Linked DNA regions of Mus musculus: region 2 is linked to region 1. A link is a loop called in an ENCODE intact Hi-C map of the cell type or tissue named here. Cell type or tissue: heart. All regions are shown on one strand. Links, peaks and the distances in the headings refer to the core of each region. The heading gives the core; the rest is flanking DNA.

What was found. Peaks named below come from ENCODE experiments on the same cell type or tissue, not always from the same donor. Only the 100,000 strongest peaks of a DNase experiment are listed, where the experiment ranks them.
Region 2: a loop joins it to region 1, with 2.4 times the contacts of the local background. A loop is called at or near these places in 1 of 42 quality-filtered maps.

Annotation. Positions count from the first base shown.
Region 1 is chr3:104,990,615-104,995,000 of GRCm38, reverse strand. No RefSeq gene overlaps it. Among named protein-coding and RNA genes, the nearest start is that of Gm46819, 11 kb to the right of the region's middle. In heart, for the core only: no CTCF peak of the experiment used is centred there; DNase peaks (open chromatin) are centred at 300, 920, 2,060 and 3,160; H3K27ac peaks cover 1,306 bases.
Region 2 is chr3:104,768,175-104,772,560 of GRCm38, reverse strand. It overlaps Tafa3 (TAFA chemokine like family member 3), which reads left to right. Exons shown (of 7, transcript NM_183224.3): 6 at 257-381; 7 at 1,816-4,386. The coding sequence ends at 1,827. Among named protein-coding and RNA genes, the nearest start is that of Tafa3, 7.2 kb to the left of the region's middle. In heart, for the core only: a CTCF peak has its summit at 2,314 (motif pointing left); no DNase peak of the experiment used is centred there; H3K27ac peaks cover 228 bases; H3K27me3 peaks cover 33 bases.

The DNA.
Region 1 (4,386 bases), core at 211-4,210:
TTTGAGTTCTTCAGCTGACACAGGGAGAAACAAAAACAAAAAACCTGGGTCTTGAGGAAAGGACAATTTGTCTACTCACATGGAATCAAATGAGAGACACTTCGGAAACCTCTGGGTCGGTCTCCTGTATTAAAAATGAGAACAAGTCCTAGAAAGGTCAAGTGACTATCCAAGTTCAGGCCATGGCAGAGCCCACACAATAAACTGTAGTCCCCGCCCACCACTTCTGCCTAGGCTTCTCCTGAGCTGACCTGGGACCAGCAGTCAGCCTGGTCCTGGCTACTCCCTTAAGGCCTTCCCTGTCCTCTCCCCTGCTTCCCCACAAAGCTTGGCTTTGATCTTGCTTGCCCGGGCTGCCTAAGCCTCAGGCTGCCCACCAGCCTGATTGCCACACAAAAATCCTGTCCTGTCTCTGAACAGGTTTGACAGCCAGGTGAGGGGAGGAATGAGAAGCATGGGAGGGCTTTTGCTCCCAGGCTGGGCCCCTCCGTCTGGCCTCAGCCCTGGGAAGTACTCACAGGCAAGCTTGCTCCTCAGGTAGAGCCAGGCAGACACAGAAGCTGTAAGCATCTGTCCCCTCCCTGCTCAGACTCTGACTTGCCACACCTGCCTGTGAGGAAGGGCCACCAGGATGCCTCCTGGCCCCTCTCTCCATCAGAACTCAGATGCTACGCTGTCCCTTAAACCCCCGCCTTTTGCATTCTCAAAACTCCCCATCTCTTATCGCTCCCTGCTGTGTGTTCCATCTCCTCTCCCCTGCCTGTCCCACCTAAATCACAGCCTTCCAGGACTCTTTGTACCTCGGGGCAGCTGGTGTCCTCAGGAAGCCCCTGACCAAAGCAATCTGGGGTGGCAGGGCGGTTTGGAGGTGGTGGCAGGGCATAAACAGGCCCCTTCTTCATCCCTAGCATGTTTTCGCTCTCCTCAGCCTGGTGAGTCAGCAGCACAGGGCCACACACAAGGCTCCCATTCAGGGCTCAGCTTCCTTCTGCTATAACTCAGATCTTGGCAACTCTCCCTCCCTCATTCTCTATGTGGGCCTTATTCTCACCATGGGAAAGCTCTGCTCCCTGCCCCGGGCCTCCTCATGCCTCCCAGCCCCCACCAACAACTCCCCAGCACCCACATCAGTCCACATTCCTCACTCTTCCTTTCTGGGAGTTGGGTAATCCCAGCTGGCTGTAGACATATAGGACACAGAACAAAATAGGAATGATACATTAGTGGGTCCTCATTTGCATATCCAATAGAGACTTGTTGGTGTGCCAGCATAAAAGTCTATGATCCCAAGTTGAAGGACAGCCTGGGTTACATAGCAAGATACTGTATTAAAAGGAAATAAATACAGATGAAAACCAGTTGTTTGTTGCTGGTGGCTCTTATGTAACCCTGAGCTGGATCTAGAAATATGGATGCACGCGCGCGCGCGCACACACGCACACACACACACACACACACACACGCACACACACCACTTTGTATCTGCCTCTTAATTTATTGAGCATATAGTTATTAAGTGCTGTAGTTTACACATTGATAGGGAGATGAGTCTCACATAAGTGACATCTCACAATAATGCATGTCTTAAGACATAGTAGGTGTCTCAGATAAGTTGGGGTGGGGGCTGTCCAAGAGCCTAAGAGGAGAGCAGGATCAGAGAGCTTAGAGACTTAAGACAAATAATACACGCAGACAGAAGGGAAAGAGGTCTTGGTTTGCATAGATGGGGTATAGCTGCACTGTATACAGCAAGGGGAAGCAAAAGGAATTTGGACCAAAGAGACATTAAGAACAATAATGTCATTCTGTATGGAACCCTGCTAAATGACAACCTGGGCTAGTCTATCGGCATGTAATGGTAGCTTGCCTTCTTCCCGTGGGGTTCTCTGCCTAGCATACAGCAGCTAGGTTATCTGCCCTTGACCATCGGAGTTGCAGGGTAGGGAAGATTAACTTGCATGTCTGGATTAAAAGACGCTGGTTCTGACGCCACCCTTGGGCACAAATGCCAAGCAGGCTTCTTCAGGCTGGCAGCCTCGCCCTAGTCCCGAAAGCTAGGTTGCTCGCGCCCCCTGGTGTTCGGACGTGGACAACCTCTATGGGACGAGGTGCTGCTGCGCAGCAACCTCAGCGACCTAGAGCGACGCGTTCTACGGCCAAGAGGGGGCGTTGCATCAGCCGCCCGCAGGCAATGCTGCATGCTCACACCCCTGGGTCCAACTTCCTTGGAGACCAGCCTCCTGCTAGGTTCCTTAAAAAATAAAATAAAAAGACGATGATGATGATAAAAGGGGAGAGAATGATAGAACCACTTCACAGGATTGCTATGTTTGGGTTTTTTGGATTTTGGTTTTTGTTTTTCAGTGCTGGGGATTAAACTTAGAATCTCACACTCACCGGGTAAGTGTAATCACTGGACCAGTGAGACAGGATCTCACTCAGTTGTACATGCTGGCCTTGAATTCTGATCCTTCTGCCTCAGCCTTTCAAGTGATTGGGATTACAGACCTGACTACTCTATGAGCCTTGGGTCTCTTAGAGCACGTTTAAAAAGGAAACTAACTCCTAGCCCAAATGAGCCCTCACCAAGTCTTGGATAGTGAGTGACCAACACCTTAGATGTTCTCTTACTGCTAGAAGGGTCAGGTTGAGTATGAGTATTTATTATTTATCCATACACTGCATGATACCTCAGAAATGTTGTGTTGACATCCCAAATACAGAACTCTTAATGAAGTAGGGTTTTGTTTTATTTTGCTTTCTGGTGCGAAGGGCTGAACCATTACCAAGGCTCTACCACTGAGCTAAATCCCCAACTCTTTGTTTTATTGTTTGTTTGTTTGTTTGAAAGACTAGGTCTCATTCTGTAGTTCAAGCTGGACTCAAACTCATAGCAATCCTCCTGCTGCAACCTCCCAAATGTGGGATTACAAACTGGGGTTACAGGCATGTGCCACCATGCCTAGTTTGTTTCGTTTGTGTTTTGAAACAAGCTCTCACTCTCTAGCACAAACTGGCCTGGAACTTTCAATGATCCAGCTGGGACTGCAAGCATGAAACACCACGCCCAGTTTCATGAGCCAAGCAAATAGCCGGGAGACAGCACTCTGGCAGGAACACAAAGAATCCATCCGTGAAGATGTCCATGCCATAGTCACTACTAGGTGTCAGGCACTGCCACAGGCACTTGGAAGAATAAATAACTTTCTGCCCTTTGGGGCTTTTGATGGTAGTGTGTGAGACAAATGCAAAACATGGCACTATTTAGACTGTAGGCATGATAGCCCACACCCGGTCTACAAAGCAAGTTCCAGGTCACTTAAGGCTACTGAGACCCTTTCTCAAAAAGCAAAACAGAGCCTTTAATCCTACCACTTGAAAGGCAGAGGCAGGCAGATCTCTGTGAGTTTGAGGCCAATCTAGTCTACAGAGTGAATTTCAGAACAGCCAGGGTTACACTGAGAGACCATGTCTCAAAAACAAAACAAAACAAACAACAACAGCAAAACAAATACAAAAAAAGGGGGGGTGAGCTGTGGCTGCAGGTATTCGGCCAGTGAGTTACAAAGGTCTGGCAGAGGAAATGACACTTGTCCTGGCTCTGAAGGAGATGTGAACAAGGAGTAAAGGGTCCGAAGAATAGCAGAGCCAGGCAAAGTGCTGGTGCAGATCCAGCACCAAAGCCGAGCAATATTTCAACACCTCACCAAGAGCCTAGTAAGTGTGTGCAGCCTTGGGTGGTGGTGGCATGGACCTGGAGACTCTGCCCAGGAAAAGAGTTTAGACTCCTGGGCCACTGAGAGCTGGAACTGAGGAGATAACCAGAATACAAGCCCCCTTGTGGTAAAGCCAAATTAAGCTTCAAGGTCCATCTCTACCTAGCACAGCTCCTTCCAAACCCTTAAGCACCCAAGCCAAGTGGTCAGCGCAACATTATAAAATGCAAAACCTTTTTGCTCTTTTTCCAACATTACACTGTGCTCCGTGGCGGCTTGCCTTGGAGTGACAGTCACATGCAGTTTTGGAATTGACCTAAAGTTAAATTAAATCAGGAATTAATCGTTATGGGGGGATATGTATTTATTTATCATACATTTTTGTTGTTTTGATTTTTGTTGTTTTGTTTTTGTCAGTCTGTCTCAAGAACAGTGAGGTTGATCAATGGGTAAGGGTGTTTGCTACCAAGCCAAACAACCTGAGTTCAGGCCCCAGAATCTACATGTTGGAAGGAGAAAACCAACTCTGAGCTTCTTCAATGTGTGCACCACGCTACACATGCACATGTGCCCACACCATACATATTGTATATAAACATACTGTATATGAAAAATGATGCTAGATATCATCTTCTGTCGAGTTGTAATTCAAGCCATTGTGATAAAAACA
Region 2 (4,386 bases), core at 234-4,233, 220 kb after region 1:
CGACAGCTGCCCCTAGCTTGATGCCCTCCTCCCGAGTTGGTGTGATGCAGTGATGAAGTTTCCTGGGATAGACCCCAGTCCACAGCCTGTGTACAGTGCTGCCTCCTTGGACAGCCCAGAGTAGGGGGATCCCAGGGGGAAGGTGGTAATCAGCGCCTGCAGTTGGTGGGAAGGAAGCTACACCTCATTCACAGACCAGCTATGACCGGTGCTGTGCTCCCAGACCTTAGAGCCACACCTGCCTCCTGCCCCACAGCCTCCATCGTCCTGCAGAAGTGGTGGTGTCAGATGGAGCCCTGCCTGCTGGGAGAGGAGTGTAAGGTGCTCCCGGACCTGTCAGGGTGGAGCTGCAGCAGTGGACACAAGGTCAAAACCACCAAGGTATTGAGACGGGTGGCTCACCCTCCCCTCCTGCTCCTCCCTCACCCATGATAGCACAGGGGCCAAACCCTGGAGGGCCAGGCCCTGCTACTGGTGATGGCATGCCTGCCTTGACTTTCTCCTCTTCGATTCCCATGGGTTTACCCCTAGAAAATATCAGGCCTTTTAAAACAAAATGGAGCAGGGCACAGAGGCACACATCTGTAATCCTAGCACTCAGGAACAAGATCAGGAGTTCAGTTAGCCTGGGTTGCATGATACCTGTATCCAAAAATACAAAAACAAACAAACAAAAACAAAACAAAACAGGAAAAAAAAAACCCTAAGGAAAAAAAATGTAGAGAACTGAGAAAATTACCTAGATCAACCAGGGATGAATTTATCCTTCTATCTGAGTTCCAGAAACTGTATCCTCTCTGCCTGCCACCTCACCACAGACTGTCCCCTGTCACCTACACCACTCCTACCCCTTCCCCTCCCACTTCCTGCCTGCCCTCCCCTAGTCGGATGCTCTGTCCTCAGTAACAGCACCTAAGAAGATTATTATCGTCACAGCTTGCCGCCTGCCCCACAAAACAAGGGGTAATTAAAATTTTATCAAACTCTTTAGCGGTTCCACAAGTGCCGTGGCTAATTAGTTGTATGTCATTGCCACCATCACCTGTGCAAGTGAGTGACATTTCCAGGCAAGCCAAGGCAGTGTCCCCGCCACCAGCCCCACTACACACAGCAAGCAGGTTAACTAACAGAAGCAAAACCACTTCTGGGGTTCTGAGGAAAATGGAGGTTTTCACAGAACACACGACACTGGGAACTTCAGCAGAAAAAGGTTTGGGGGCTGGAGAGGTAGCTCAGTGGTTAGGAGCACTTTTTGCTTTTACAGAAGACCCAGGTTCAATTTCCAGCACCTCCAGTAGCTTAGTACTCTCTGTAACACAGTCCTAAAGGATCCAATACCCTCTTCTGGCCTCCTTGGGCACCACACATGTGGTGGACAGATGTTCATGCAGACACAGTTCTCATATACATAAAACTTAAAATGTGGGGAGGGAGCAGTTGGCTGACTAAAAGGCAGGGCAGCCCATCTGTAGGCAGTAAAGGGGGGCAGCCATTCTGAGAATGTTTATTAAGACTTGCAATGTGAGACCTATCACAGAGCCAGGGACATTTGGCATACTGTTACAGGCCTGAAAGACAGATCACTGCCTTTGCAATCCGTGTAGTGACTCAGAAGCAAACGGCAGTGAGGTTTGCCTGACGGGTGCCAGCATGGATGGATCACCAGGCCACAGGTGCTCAGCTTGGGTGGTGTTAGGAGACTGGCAGCGGTGACCTCTCGGTGACTCCCCTATGCTGGGGCTCTCTGGCATGCCACAATGGCCGGTTCCCTGTTGCTTTCTCAAGCCTTCCCCTACCTGACGATTTGCTTTCTAGGTCACACGGTAACTCTCGGAGGTCATGGCTTAGGTAGGACAGCCTTGACTGAGCTCGGGACTGAAGAAAGGCCTGGTCACCAGACAGCAGATAAGAGGACTTACCTGGACATGTGCCCATGTCAAGTGTAACATAGACCGGCCAGGGCCCTGGGCAGCACTCTGTTCAGCTAAAATGCTTGGATCTTTGGCCACACACTTGAGAGACCTGTGCTCTCCTATGAACAAAGTCAACACACAAACCTATCCTTAAGGAATATCTTGTCAAGTTAAGGAGTGGATGACAGGCAATTTCAACAGTTTAAAGTGTTTGGTACCGTGGCTTCTGAGCGACCTGCAGTGGGTGTGGTGGGGTGGGGCGGATGGAATTTACACAGATCTTCAGCCACCCGATCCCAGGACACAAAGTTATGAGGGCCACACCAGTATCTTCCCATCTTGGCCTTCCCATCAAACCTGCATCCCCAGCAAGATGCTAAGATGTGAGAGGAAAACACTGCCCCCTGGTGCCAAGCCAGTGGGATCTCTTTTGGACAGCACTGGAAAGTAGAGATGAAGGGCTTCTTCCGCACACCTCTGCAGAGGCAGGGCGGGGCGCACATCCCATGCTGTCCATGGATGGACAGGACCTCAGTCAGAATCACCCCTCCACCTTGAACTTCGGGTGTTTGGTTGCTGTTTTAAAGGACGAGGAAACCGAGTCACAGAGGATGAGATGGATTTGCCCAGGATCTCACAGCTTGGCCTTCCAAAAACACGGATGTTAGGACTCCAGCCTAGGCCTTCCGTGGCAGTTTTATCTAGACAGTGAGACCCCGCAAACACTGTCTGGATAGCACCAACATGATTCTTGGGAGATGGGACTTTGACCACTGGAATTTTGGTTGAGGCCACTGATCTCCCATCAAACAAACAAACAAACAAACCCTAGAATATACACACACACACACACACACAGCAGAGTGGAGCTCCTTCTCAGTCCCCCAAGGCCAAACAGGCCCCGTGACAGCCCAGAGGTCGCTCAGCCCAGCGGCAGCAGAAGCAGTGTGAGCAGTTAGGTATCCCATCACCCACTCTGCTTCTCTATCAGGAGCTTCAGCCAGCCCCCTACATAGGTACCTGCCAGGAGGCAGAGGGGCAGGCCAGAGGACTTCATAACCAGGCTGGCCTCCTAGATGGCTTGGGAGTAGCAAGCTGGCTTACTTTTATTACCAAGGCCTTAAGTGTTAGAGTGAGTGTTAGAGACCAGCCTGGATGATGGTTCCCTGAGAAGGTAAATCAGCCATAGTTTACACTGGAATCTTGGTGCCCTTCTCCTTGCCTGTGTCCCAATGCATTTGACTAAGACTCTGGTATCACCCCACCTCAGGGCATGTTTTGGGTTTGGCAAAATGAGATGAACAGTAACGTTATCTTTCAAAGGCAGGCCTCTGTCAGTCTCTGCTTGTAGCACGGTGACAGGCCAGGGTCACCAAGGGTCAATGGCAGTCATGGTCTCCTTCAGTACTGAGGAGTGGAGGCCAGAGGGTGTGTTAAGTCTCCGTGACATATTCTTTGTTTTGTTGTTTTGCTTCTTTTTGTCTTTAAAAACATTATAGACTTGCCAATGCCATCTTTAGCTCTAGGGAGGGAAGGAACACATTGTTGCCCATGTCAGGTCTGTGACCCTTCCCAGGGGACGTCGAAGGCCTGGGATGGCCTCCCAGCCTCTTGGCTCACCCTCTGTACCATGGAAACCTGAGCGCAGGGCTGGGGCTGGGTTTGTTTTCCTCCTGATGCTCAGAGAGAGATGTGTGAGTGAATTATTTAGGTTACGGCTTCAGCAGAGCCAGACAGTGAAAGCCTGCTTTCCTGGAGGCCAGAAGGTAGGTCCTGTCGGTGGGTGTGGAGCTCCATAGACTCTCTGCTCACTCTGTCCTGGACACTGTCACCCAACGGTCGGCTCCCCTGCCGTGCCCCACCTGTGTTGTCCACACGAACTGGGTTAGAGTGGAGAGTTCAGAGATGACGCGTCACAAGCTCCCGAGAGCTGCCAGTCTCCTCCAGCTCCCCCCCACCCCCCGCTGCCTCGGGGTCCTGATTCTGTACCTTCTCTGACCCCCACTAAAGTTGCTAATTCCTTGTTAAGTCTCCCTCCCTGCCTCCTGACCTAGCCATGCATTTAGTGGGTGAACTCTGAGCTGAGTGGGTATCTGTAGATTTCCAGGGAAGCCCCACACAAAAAGCTCTGGCAAAGAAAAGATCCAGACCCCCACCTCCAACTCCACCCCCCCCCAAAATTTGTATCCAGCTGAATCCAAACCTGTGTAGGTTTTGTAGCTATGCAAAGAACAGTCTAGAAATAAATGGAGGGTTTTTTGGTTTGGTTTTGGGGGGGGGTTTAGAGCATAGGGGTTCCTCCAGTCATTTGACTTCCTCTGCCCTCCTTGACGAGAACATCTCATCATCTGAGGTTTGCTGGAACCCCATCTCTTCAGCTATGCGGGCTCTAGGAAAGCCAGCAACTACTAAATCATGTGACTGATTTCTGCTAACCTCCTGGCAGTTGTACTGAGTCTGTGAGTGACATCCT